2 separate regions of the Homo sapiens genome follow, and region 2 is linked to region 1. Evidence: chromatin contacts called from ENCODE Hi-C or POLR2A ChIA-PET data. All regions are on one chromosome and are shown on one strand. The core of a region is the stretch at or near the end of the contact, and the rest is flanking DNA. Distances in the headings are between cores, read along the strand shown. Region 1 overlaps NCOA3 (nuclear receptor coactivator 3). Region 2 has its middle 43 kb from the start of NCOA3.

Evidence for each region. A loop is a pair of places that touch in the nucleus more often than their neighbours do. ChIA-PET counts read pairs that join two places held with the same protein, here RNA polymerase II (POLR2A). Pooled maps may share reads with other maps.
Region 2: a loop to region 1 is called in a pooled map, with 6 times the contacts of the local background. The contact joins two enhancer-like sites. A Hi-C loop is called at or near these places in 4 of 168 maps with a recorded cell type or tissue (MCF 10A, PC-3, PC-9 and 1 more), 1 of 37 single-sample maps with no recorded cell type and 15 of 50 pooled maps. POLR2A ChIA-PET finds 5 or more read pairs at or near these places in 11 of 52 experiments (BJ, GM12878, PC-9 and 8 more).

What each region holds. Positions count from the first base shown.
Region 1 is chr20:47,606,706-47,613,380 of GRCh38, reverse strand. The region is part of intron 2 of NCOA3 (nuclear receptor coactivator 3); the gene reads right to left. Among named protein-coding and RNA genes, the nearest start is that of NCOA3, 110 kb to the right of the region's middle. Within about 2 kb of position 2,725, at least 11 of the 41 ENCODE cell types and tissues checked have a DNase peak (open chromatin) inside an H3K27ac peak, as active enhancers do; they include PC-3 and PC-9, where a contact is called at or near this core.
Region 2 is chr20:47,455,197-47,461,871 of GRCh38, reverse strand. No RefSeq gene overlaps it. Among named protein-coding and RNA genes, the nearest start is that of NCOA3, 43 kb to the left of the region's middle. Within about 2 kb of position 4,376, at least 2 of the 41 ENCODE cell types and tissues checked have a DNase peak (open chromatin) inside an H3K27ac peak, as active enhancers do; they include PC-3 and PC-9, where a contact is called at or near this core.

The sequences.
Region 1 (6,675 bases), core at 1,476-3,975:
AACAGAAAAACAATTAAATTTGGTAAGTGTTAAAAAAAAAAAAAAAGAAGGAATCGTTTGAACACAATGAATAGCAAAGCTAGGAGCCTACAGTTTTTAGAAACAAAACATACACATGGTATCTACAAGAAACTACCTTGGTGGAGATGTATACAAGAAAACAGTACAACTTCAGTTCTTGGTAATTTCTTCTCCACTATCTTTGCTTTATAATGCCAGCATATTGAGTGAAGGGCTAGCAAGAAACAATAAAGTAAAACATCCTATTTTTAATATATAAATTGAACAGAAAAGCATCTGAATGTAAATTATTTTATGCGCAAGGTTCCATTCTCTCTTCCTTCTTGCACATTTATGTTCCAGTTTAAACCTGATGAAGTTGAATTTAAACATAAACTCCCCAGAGACTAGAGTGCTAGAACTGGGCATACCAATTAGCCAACTCAGGTGTTAGTTGCAACTGGAAACTTGCTGCCAAGAGACTTCTCAACCTCTACATGAGCAACAGAGTTGAAGTTCACAGATAATACACTGTACAGAGGGAGTTAAGGGAGCCAATTCCATCCATATCCAAATCAAGTTACCCTCTCCTGACAGCATACTAACTAGCCGGGTAACTCTTTTGTTTTAAAGGTTACATTGACTTCTACAATTTAATACACTGAATCTATCTCATATATAAGAACAGACTTAAGTCTGAGCTTCATAAACCTGAATTTGGCTTCAGTTTAAACAACCTGTTACCAGTCATACTTCTTCCTCATCAATCACCACCAGCAACCCCAAAATGATCTTTATACTAAAAGTTTTTAATAAAGGTAACTGAAACATTTCCTTTATTTTTAACCTTAAGTCACTAATTTTTTTTTAATCTTTCCCACATCGCTTTTCCATCTAGAATATTCCTGCCCTTCAAGATTAATTTGTCACCTCTGGTAAAACCATCCCCGACTCTCCCAATTAGACAAAAGTTTTCCCTTCTTTATCCTAAGCATTTTCCATATTTTTACTATAACATTTTACATATTACACTATTTCTGTCTCTGCTTCCTACCTTGTAAGCTCTAAACCATTGTGTAAACTTGTATGTAACTCTATTTTTTACAAATTTTTTTTTTAACTACCACCATTCCTCTTCTCTTTTCAAACTCCAGTTCTCCTTTGCTTTCCCATCAGCTGTACTTTTGACCAACTCCACATCTTCTTAAAATACAGAGAAGGTTCTCCTTTTACAGAGGTAAAAAGAAATAATTTGGCTGGGTGTGGTGGCTCACACTTGTAATCTCAACACTTTGGGAGGCCAAGATGAGAGGACAGCTTGAACCCGGGACTTCAAGACCAGCCTGGGCAAAGTGGCAAAACGCCGTCTCTACAAAAAATACAAAACACTTAGCCAAGCGTGGTGACGCACACCTGTAGTCGCAGCTACTCGGGAGGCTGAGGTGGGGGTATCACCTGAGCCCAGGAGGCAGAGGTTACAGTGAGCTAAGGTTCGCGCCACTGCACTCCAGCCTGGGTGAAGGGAGTGAGACCCTGGTCTGGAGGGGCAGAAGGAGTGGGGCTTTTTTATTTTGTTTTGTTTTGTTTTTGAGATGGAGTCTCGCTCTGTCACCCAGGCTGGAGTGCAGTGGCGCAATCTCGGCTTACTAAAACTTCCGCCTCCCAGATTCAAGCGATTCTCCTGCCTCAGCCTCCCAAGTAGCCGGGATTACAGGCAGCTGCCACCATACCCACCTCATTTCTGTATTATTAGTAGAGTCGGGGTTTCGCCATGTTGGCCAGGCTGGTCTCGAACTCCTGACCTCAGGTGACCAACCTACCCCAGCCTCCCAAAGTCCTGGGATTACAGGCATGAGCCCGGCCGAGGAGGAGATTTTTTAAACCCCAGTATTGTGTACCATTTTTTACCTCTGGGGTTTGTAGTTTAATTTTCCTTTGACAGACATAAGTATCTCTACATCAAAAGTAGTACTTATACCTAAGTTTGTCCCTGTGGCATATAATGAAAATAAAAACAGCAGAGGAAGAAAGAGATAAATAAAAACCAAGGGTTTTAGCCATGCTAAGGTAAGTGAGAAAGAACTGGATAAAGAAGAGTGGTGAGGAGGGACAGTGGGTATGTGCACAGAGCAGAAATGAAATCTGATATAAATTAAATTAATAAGCAATAAAGATGTAAAGGAGAGATGATCACAGCATATGCCCCATTCTCTTCTAATCTATTCTTTCCATCTACCTCACAGAGGAAAAGACAGTATTGAGAAGTAAATGTTAAAGCTTAAGAGATGACAACATTAGCCACCTGGTAACCAAACAGCTGAGAGCAGCAAGGATGGTACATAAAGTGTACCATGGTACACTAAGTAAACAATGAAGAGGGGGAATGGTAACCATGGTCAAATGCAAGACAGATAAATATTCCTAAACCAGAGTGCCTGTAGAGTAAAAAACAAAATAACAAACTTCCCACTATAGTACTAAAGTTAGCCCTGTCCAGCAATATCAAAAATAGAGGCTACAATGAGTTTGTTCACCTGCAACACTGATGTTACAAAAATTAAGACTGTAGAAATAAATGTAAAGCTAATAAAAGACTTTTGGGTTGATTTTTCAAAGAAAAGATATTGAAGGTAGAACAGAGAGATGTCCTTCTTATAAAGCAAAGAGGTTGGAGCAGATCTGTAACTCTAGCAACACGACACGGCAAGTCTGACTCACAAGACTTCCTGAATAGGTCATCATCTGTACTGCTGCTTAGTCTGTGGCTCAGTCCTTTTTTTCCTGACCTCACAGCTTATTACTCTTCAGTAATCATTAAATAACTTTAAATTCAAAAGAATCCTTTTTTAAAAATGTTTCCGGGCCAGTTTCAGTAGCTCACACCTGTAATCCCAACGCTTTGGGAGGCTGGGGCAAGAGGATTGCTTGAGCCCAGCAGTTTGAGACCAGCCTGGGCAACATAGTGAGATTCTGTCTCTGCAAAAAACACAAAAATTAGCTGGGCATGGCAGCATGTGCCTGTGGTCCCAGCTATTTAGGAAGCTCAGGTAAGAGGATCACTTGAGCCCAGGAGGTCAAGTCTGCAGTGAACCATGATCACCGCACTCTGGCCTGGGGGACAGAGCAAGATCCCGTCTCAAAACAGTAACAATAATAATAGTTTCCATATCCCTAGAAGTTATGTGTCTGATAATAGAATTTGTCTTTTCAAATAAATCTCTAAAGCCATTATTCATCTGATGACAACAATACAAATAATGAATAAGAAAATATATATCAAAAAGTTAAAAAATAAAAAAAGCTTTCAACATTATTTGCTTTCTGGAGGGTGGGGTAGCACTGGTAAAAAGGTTAAAAGGTATCAGAACTGAAAACTCAATAAAACCCTTGACCCTCTCCATTCCTCTCCAAAAAATAGCTACCGTCTTATGTGGAGCTAAACATTTATACCATTAGGTCAAGATTGCTTCAGGGAAGAAATGTGCAGTAAGCAAAAATATAAAATACTGCAAAGAGGAGGAGAAGTACATCATTCAATTTAAAATACAACATTAAAAAATAAAAATAAAAAATAAAATACAACATAGCTTGGTTTTTTCTTTGTTGCTATTCAAATGTTAGTTTCATGATCCATAACTTTTTTTTTTTTTTTGAGACGGAGTCTCGCCCTGTCACCCGGGCTGGAGTGCAGTGGTGCAATCTCGGCTCACCACAATCTCTGCCTCCCGAGTTCAAGGAATTCCCCTGCCTCGGCCTCCTGAGTAGCTGGGACTACAGGTGTGCACCACCACAACCAGCTAATTTTTTTGTATTTTAGTAGAGATGGGGTTTCACCATGTTGGCCAGGATGGTCTCAAACTCCTGACCTCGTGACATGATCCATAACTTTAAAGAACTTTTTTTCTGTACTTCACAAAACCTGCCTATCCATGTCTAGTAAATGAAGCTGGGGGCACCTCATTATTATTAGAGAATATCTGAGGCAAGAAAATTTTATTACGAACTTCTGTAAAATCATCCATACACCTAAACTGGTTAAAACCAAAACCTACTTCACCAAGTATCTTAAGAGTGGTCACTGTTCAACATATCGGGTGTCATCCACATAGAAAAAGGAAATAGTATCCCCTATGCTAAGTGCTTGGGGTAGATGAATTGTTGATCAAAACAGGAATTTTTTTGCCTTCAAGGAGCTGATGACTCGGTGTGAGGAATTAACAAACTAGTAAGTAGATCATCAGAAATTGTATTATATGCTACAAAACGTCTTTATTTAAAATTAATGGCCGATTTGTGATTCAGAAACAGAAACAACTGAGTACCAGACATATCCTATAATGTTATACAGCTGTTCAAAGTCCTAAATCTCTATAGTAGATATGTTTCTTACTAATAAAAGAAGTAGATTCAGGTTAACAACTAAATGCCCCTGAAATTGGCCAAACTTCAGATTGGTTAGCTCAGACCTCCTCCGTATTTAAGCAGCACAGAATAGAGGCAGCTGTAGCAGGAACTGGGTGTGCTACAAGATACCAAATACAACAAGGTGAAAGGTTTAAGTCAAATGCTTCTAGAGTTCCAACCAAATTCACTAGATTTCAAGCCTTTTGATCTCAGGATTCCTTTACCTCTTAAAAACTGGAAACCTGTAATAACTTCTGCTATGTGGGTTATGTCAGTATTCACCATATTAGAAATTAAAACTTAAGAAACATTCACCTTTTTTTTTTTTTTTTTTTTGGAGACAGGGTCTCAGCTCTGTCACCCAGGCTGGAGTGCAATGGTGTGATCACGGCTCACTGTAGCCTCGATCTGCTGGTCTGAAGTGATCCTCCCACCTCAGCCTCCCGAGTAGCTGGAACCACACGCATGTGCCACCATGCCCAGCTGATTTTTTTAATTTTTAGTACAGACCAGGTCTTGCTATGTTTCCCAGGCTGGTCTCCAACTCCTAGGCTCAAGCAATTCTCCCACCTCGGCCTCACAAAGTGTTGGAATTACAGGCATGAGCCACCAAGCCGGACTCATTCACTTTTTTGGTTTATTTGTTTTGTTTTGTTTTTTGAGATGGAGTTTTGCTCTTGTCACCCAGGCTGGGCTGGAGTGCAATGCCGCAATCTTGACTCACTGCAACCTCCACCTCCCCAGTTCGAGCGATTCTCCTGCCCCAGCCTCCCAAGTAGTTGGGATTACAGGTGCCCGCCACCATGCCCGGCTAATTTTTGTATTTTTAGTAGAGACAGGGTTTCACCATGTTGGCCAGGCTAGTCTCAAACTCCTGACCTCAGGTGATATACCTGCCTGGCCTCCTAAAGTGCTGGGATTACAGGCATGAGCCACTATACCTGGCCCTCATTCACTTTTTAAAGCCCATCATATATTAACATAAATAACAATTTTTGCAAAAAACAAAACTTCTGAAACAATGAGAATTATAAAATAATTAAAAACATATATTTGCATATAATTACCTGACTTAATAGAAAACAGTTATTTACTTCTGCATTCAATCCGGTGCAATGTTATCTTGATTTAAGGATATAAAGAAAATCTGGCCTCACAAAGACATGTACTTGTAAAAGGAAGGACTATTTTAATAAACTTTTATAAATAATTATGGATATTTCTTGATATTACACTAAAACAACTGGTAATTTCTTAAAGGTGAGTTTTATAGGAGAGAAAAAAATAATTTTTCCTCTACCCTATCTGAGTTCTAAGTTGGGTCAGACCCCTTAACAAAAGACAAATTAACAAGAGAAAATCAGAAATATAATAAATATATCTCATGTATCCATGAGAGATACCCAGAGAAATGAGTAAATCTTTTCATTTCTAAGAGGTGGCTTAGAATTCAGACTTAAATATCATCTTCAGCTGAAACAAATAAAGAAGGGCACAGGGGCTAGGGAGCAATAGTTATGGAGAGGTGACCAAGAAAAGCATGGTAAACAACAGTAAGGCTTGTTATACAGATTTAAGTCTATGCCTTCTCCATTAGTAAGTTTCTAGTGATTGAGTCATCCTTTTCCTGGTAATGAGGAAGACACCCTTACAAGGGAGATTTCCTTTATAGATATAAATTTTCCCTTACAAAAGGGTAACTTCTACTCTGTTTTCAGAACTTCTCCTGTGTCTGCTTCTCAAAATAATCCTTACACCAAACAGGCATATTTTAGGGTGGTATATTCTAGTCTCCTACAGTTGCAAAGTGGAATCTGAAACCATATAAATGAATTTTCATGCTGTCTCATTAAAATGCATTGGATCTAACTTGCACTCTGAACAGATCTTTAACCCATGCATCACTGTATAATCAAACACCGGGTCATTTAGATAATACTGGTTCACTGAGTTAAAGTAGATCTTTCAAATGCTGGTACATTTCATTACACAATTTTTTTAACCCACATTCATTAATGTCACCACCCATCTCATCAGGAAAGTAATAAAAGGCTGTTATGCTCATGGTGGCCGATTCAAGTTTACTTACTTATAATTTCACTTGAAGCTCAAATTTTATCACTGTCAACCAATACAGTCAGATGTTTTCCCTGTAGTGACAGGTTCACCTCACTCAATTTGAAGACAGTCTCCAAATAACCAAGACTCAATAGCCATGGTTTGTCACTCATCCAAGTAAAAATGGTGTTCCATGAAAAAAGTGGGTACTTC
Region 2 (6,675 bases), core at 3,127-5,626, 150 kb after region 1:
GTGGCTTTAGAAGAAGAAGAAGAGAGACCTCAGGTAGCTGCTCAGGCCCCTCTTCATGGGATGCCCTGTGCTTCTTTGGGTCTCTGCAAAGAGTCCCCAACAGCAAGAAGGCACTCATCAGATGCAGCCCCTCGAGCCTGGGACTTAGCCTCCATAATTGTAAGAAATAATTCCTCATATATGTACCTACTATGTACCCACATAAATTAAAAATTAAAAAAGTAATAATTCCTTTTATTTATAAATTACCAAGTTTTATGTATTATGTTATTTCTGTTATAAGCAACAAAAAACAGACTTAAGACAATATTATTGAATTTTCCACAAAGGTCACTTCTGTATAAATTAAAGGAAGCCTGTACTTTCTTTTGTTTGGAACATTACCAAAACTTGTTCACTACTTTAGACAATCATGTCACTTCTGGCAATGCAACTCAGTAAAACTCAAGGGAGTTTTCATCACCAGTAATCACCCCTGTGTGGGTCCACGTTCAAGGCTGTCCCTTCACAGTGAATGTGCACATCTGACCTCTCCGATGCATCCTCAGTTAGATGGGGCCGAACACACTCATACCAAAATCTGTGTGTTAGGGCATCCTATGGGGGGGTTCCAGTGACAAAAGGAAGACAGGGAGAAGAGATGCTGAACAGACATTAAGAAGACTTGGCCAAGACAGGCGGTTAGCCTGAGCTCAGGAGTTTGAAATCAGCCTGGGCAACAAGGTGAAACCCCGTCTCTACTAAAAATACAAAAAAATTAGCCGGCTACTCCGGAGGCTGAGGCAGGAGAATTACTTGAACCCAGGAGGCGGAGGTTGCAGTGAGCTGAAATCGCACCACTGCACTCCAGGCTGGGTGAAAGAGTGAGACTCCGTCTCCAAAAAAGAAGAAGAGTTGGCCTTGCTGTAATTATTCCCATTTCATAGGTGGCTAAGGCAGGGCATAGAGAGATTCAAGTGGTTGAGGAGTGGAGGAGGCAGACTCAAACCCAGTTACCACTACAACTTACTTACCGCCTGTGTTAGTCAGGGTTCTCCAGGGAAATAGAACCAGTAGGATAGATAGATAGATAGATAGATAGATAGATAGATAGATAGATAATTATATTAATAGATGATAGATAATAGATTGATAGATGATAGATAGATCGCCTCTTGGCCTTTTGGCTAAAATCAAGTGTAGATTGATAGATGATAGATAAGTGATAGATAATAGATGATAAATAGATGATAGGTAGATAGGTACATAAATAGATGATAGGTAGATAGATGATAAATAGATGATAGGCAGATAGAGCAATAGATTGATTTATAATAGATAAATAATAGAAATAGATTGATAGGTGATAGATTGATAGATAATAGATTAATAGATAGATGATAGATAATAGATTGATAGATCATAGATGAGATAGGTGATAGATACCAGATGATAGATAGATAGATAGATAGATAGATAGATAGATAATAAAGAGATAAATAGATGATAGGTAATGCCCGTAATCCCACCACTTTGGGAGGCTGAGATGGGCGGATCACCTGAGGTCAGGAATTCGAAAACAGCCTGGGCAACATGGTGAAACCTCATGTCTACTAAAAATACAAAAATTAGCTGGGCGTGGTGGCACATGCCTGTAGTCCCAGCTACTTGGGAGGCTGAGGCAGGAGAATCGCTTGAACCCAGAAGGCAGAGGTTGCAGTGAGGCAAGATCACACCACTGCACTCCAGCCTGAGCAATAGAGTGAGACTCCATCTCAAAAAAAAAAATCAGCGATAGGTAGACAGATAATAGGTAGGTAGGTAGGTAGATAGATAGATAGATAGACAGATAAATAGATAGATAGTTATGAACAGGAAGAGATTTATTACAGGGATTGATTCATAGGATTATGGAGGCGGAGAAGTCCCACTATCTGCCATCTGCAAGCTGGAGGCCCGAGAAAGCTGGTGATGCGGTTCCAGTACGAATCTGAAAGCCTGAGGACCAAGGGAGCCAACAGCATCTGTCCTGGTCCAAGTCAGAAGGCCCGAGATGTCCAATGGCAGGAGAAGGTGGATGTCTCAGCTGAAACAGAGAGAGAATTCATCCTCCCTCTGCCTTTTTCTTCAATTCAGACCCTCAAGGATTGGGTGATGTCCATGCATGCTGGCGAGCAAGGTTCTTCTTTACTCAGTCTATTGTTTCAAATGCTAATCCCTTCTGGAAACACCCTCCTGGAAATGTTTTACCAGCTACCTGGGCATCCCTTAGCCAGTAGATTAACTATAACACTGTCTATGTGCCGCATAATTTTCTGGCAACTGTTCTCATAAATTGTTGAAAAATTGCATTGATAAATAAAGGTAAACACAGGCTCTACTGTTCCTTGTGTTCTCTGACACAGCATCCAATCGCTGGACGTCAGGGAGTGAGTCCCAATGTTACAGGGTACAAAGAGTTCAGCAAAGAAATGCTCTCAGCTGGGAAATTTGAATATATCAAGTACCTGCATATTTGATGACATTAGGAATTATTGTTAATTTTTTTTTTTTTTTTTTGAGACAGAGTCTTGCTCTGTAGCCCAGGCTGGAGTGCAGTGGCACAATCTCAGCTCACTGCAACCTCTGCCTCCCGGGTCAAGCAATTCTCCTGCCTCCGCCTCCTGAGTAGCTGGGATTACAGGCACACACCACCACATCCAGCTCCTGACGCCGACCTTGGGCTCCCAAAGCACTGGGATTACAGGCTTGAGCCACCGCGCCCGGCCATTGTTAACTTTTAAAATGTATGATATTAGAATTGTGATTATGACCAAAGTCGAGTCTTTATTTTTTAGAGATACACACGGAAGTATCCACAGAGTGGTGTGATAGCTGAGATTTGCATCAAAGTAATCCAAGCAGCAGGAACAAGAGTGGAGGGAAAGATGAAGCAGGATTGCCCCTAAATTGCTAATTGTCAATATCTTTTTTATGTTTTTATTTTTCTTTTAGAGACGGGATCTTGCTTTGTTGCCCAGGCTGGAATGCAGTGGTGGGATCATAGCTCATTGCAGCTTCCAACTTCTGGGCTCAAGTGATCCCCATCCTGCTTCAGCCTCCTGAGTAGCTGAGACTACAGGTGTGTGCCACCATGCCCAGCTGATTTTTTTTTTTTTTTGGATGGTGTGCACCCAGGTTGGAGTGCAGTGGCGCAATCTTGGCTCACTGCAACCTCTGCCTCCCAGGCTCAAGTGATCCTCCTGCCTCAGCCTCCCAAGTAGCTAGGACCACAGACGTGTGCGACCACACCTGGCTAATTTTTGTATCTTTGGTAGAGATGGGGTTTTACTATGTTGCCCAGGCTGGTCTCAAACTCCTGAGCTCAAGTAATCCAGCTGTCTCGACCTCCTAAAGTGCTGTGATTACAGGCGTGAGCCACCGTGCCTGGCCCACCCAGATAATTTTTAAATTTTTTGTAGAGACAGGGTCTTGCCATGTTGCCCAGGCTGGTCTTTAACCCCTGGGCTCAAATTATCCTCCTGCCTCAACCTACCAAAGCAGTGGGATTGCAGATATGAGCCACTGTGCCCACTTGAGCTGATAATTGTAGAAACCAGATAATGGACAAGGGAGATGATGATACTATTTTCTCTCCTTTTGTATGTTAGATTTTTTCATAATGAAATAATAATAATCAATAAAGGAAAGCTCCTGCTATAATTTTTCCTTTTTCTTTCTTTCTTTCTTTTTTTTTTTTTTTTTTTTTTTTTGAGACAGAGTCTTGCTCTGTCACCCAGGCTGGAGTGCAGTGGCATGATCTTGGCTCACTGCCACCTCTGTCTCCCAGGTTCAAACAATTCTCCTGCCTCAGCCTCCCAAGTAGCTGGGATTACAGGCACGTGCCACCACACCTGGCTAATTTTTGTGTTTTTAGTAGAGATGTGTTTCACTATGTTGGTCAGACTGGTCTGGAACTCCTGACCTCAAATGATCCACCCACCTCGGCCTCCCAAAATGCTGGGATTACAGGCCTGAGCCGCCACATCCAGCCTTATTTTTCTATTTAAGTCTGTAAAGCTGACTTCTCCATAAAAGGCATTCTAATTCATATCTATTGATAGAAAACCACAGTTAACAATCTATACACCATGGATGAAATTAGAAGCAGGTGAATTAAAGCTATCCAGTCATGAACTGCTTTCACTCTTGCTCAGAGTTCATCTTGATGGCTTCCTAATTCCCAGAAGACTGTCAGATGAGGCAGAGAACAATATCTCCCAAAAGTTTTTGTGGTATCTGAAGAAAGTGACTCATTGGAAACTCAAAGTCAGGGCCTGTGCGTTACTTATAATGATAGTTAACTCTTACATAACAGTGACTGCATGCCAACCTCTCTTGTTAGCACTTGACAAATATTAACCCATTTAATTTTTATCAATCTCAGGAAATACGTACAATTATTAAGCCTATTTTACAGATGAGGAAACAAAAGCATAGAGCGTTTAAATGACTCATCCAAGGTCTCACAGCGAGTAAGAGGTGGGGCCGGGATTTGAACGCAGGCAAACAGATTCCATGTCTACATTCTTCATGATGATTTTGACCACCTCCATATTATTTTGGTAATGCATCTCTGGCAGTTTACTGAGTATCAGATAACAGCGAATTGGGGGAAGGTTGGGGAAAGCAGTTAAGATCAGTGTTCATTCTGTGCCAACCTAAAGTATTCCTAGAAATAGCAGATAACTGAGGCCGGGCGCAGTGGCTCACACCTGTAACCCCAGCATTTTCGGAGGCTGAGGCGGGTGGATTACTTGAGGTCAGGAGTTGGAGACCAGCCTGGTCAACATAGTGAAACCCTCATCTTTACTAAAAATACAAAAATTAGCTGGGTGTGGTGGCCGGTGCCTGCAGTCCCAGCTACTCGGGAGGCTGAGGCAGGAGAATCACTGGAACCTGGGAGGCGGAGGTTGCAGTGAGCTGAGATCGCACCACTGCACTCCAGCCTGGGGGACTAAGCGAGACTCTGTCTCAAAAAAAAAAAAAAGAAAAGAAATAACAGAAAATTTACATTATGTGTCTCCCCTAGGAAAGCTATAATAAAATAGCCACCATTTAGGAAACTGCTGCTGTGAATAAGCTGCTGTGCTCACAGAAAAATACACTATGATAATCTCAGTTGCATCAATAAATATTCTATGTACCAGGCTCTATTCTAGATACTGAGGATACAGCCCTGAAAAGACCAACATGATTTAAACCCACGTGGAGCTTCTTGGGACCTACATTAACCACATAGTGGGGCAGAAGAGACGCTGCACACGTCTAGAGCTTATACCTTGAAAAACTTTGCAGCTTCCATTTTCACTCTTTTGGAACTCTGCCCCAAGACCACCACACCAGAAGAAACTCTGAAAGAAAACCCACAGAATGAGAGAGACTTAGCCACCTGGCTGTCCCGGCTGAGCCTTCAGCCACGTGCAGCTTCATGAGCAAACCCAGGTGAGACCAACAGAAGGGCCATGCAACCACCCAAAGACTCATAAGAAATAATAGGCCAGGCCCAGCGGCTGACGCCAGGAATCCCAGCACTTTTGGAGGCTGAGATGGGCAGATCCCTTGAGTCCAGGCCTGTAATCCCAGCACTTTGGCAGGTCGAGGCAGGCAGATCACTTGAGGTCAGGAGTTTAAGACCAGCCTGGCTAACAAGGTGAAAGCTCGTCTCTAATAAAAATACAAAAATTAGCCAGGCATGATGCTGCATGCCTGTTATCTCGGCTCCTTGGGAGGCTGAGGCAGGAAAGTCACTTGAACCTGGGAGGCGGAGGTTGCAGGGAGCTGAGATGGTGCCACTGCACTCCAGCCTGGGTGACAGAACAAGATGCCATCTCAGGGGTTGGGGGGAGATCCCTTGAATCCAGGAGTTGAAGACAGCCTGAGCAACATGGTGAAACCCCGCCTCTACAAAAAATTAGTCAGGCATGGTGGTACAGGCCTGTAGCCCCAGCTACTCGGGAGGCTAAGGTGGGAGGATCACTTGAGACTGGGAAGTGGAGGTTGCAGTGAGTTGAGATCACACCACTGCCCTCCAGCCTGGGTGACAGACACCCCATCTCAAAAAATAAATAAATAAATAGTGGACATTTATTGTATCAAACAAATTCCCAATACATCATTCAGTGTCCAACTTGGGGTGGGGGTGTGTTTTTTTGGGGGGAACCTAATTTATCTCAGATCATAGAGATTCAAACCAAGATCAGAAGAGCTGGTGGTTGGTTGTTGTTTCTGAAAACTCATAGCTAGACCCTCAAAAGTTAATAAATGCAACAGGATTTAAAACTCAGCTTTGTTTGTCTTGGTGTGTTACGAAAGAACACAAGAAAAAAATTGCATTTCACCACTCCTGTGGCTTAAGAAGAAAGCGACCAAACAAGTCAATTAACCTGTAAGTGAGGGCCCAGTCATGTGGTGGAGAGACTCTCCTGCCGCACACAATCACTTACAGAGGAGCGGAGTCAATAACAGCCAAAGATTTCACCTGATAATTGTCAAAATGTTTAAATACACCATTACAGTGTGCAAACAGGACTTTATCTTCAGCTCCAAGCACATCAAAACCACTGGTTTAATTCCAGCAGCTTATGCTTTCAAAGGAGTATTGAGTGAAGGCATACAGGGATGGGCTGAAATCCACACCTTCCCCCAGGCAGATCA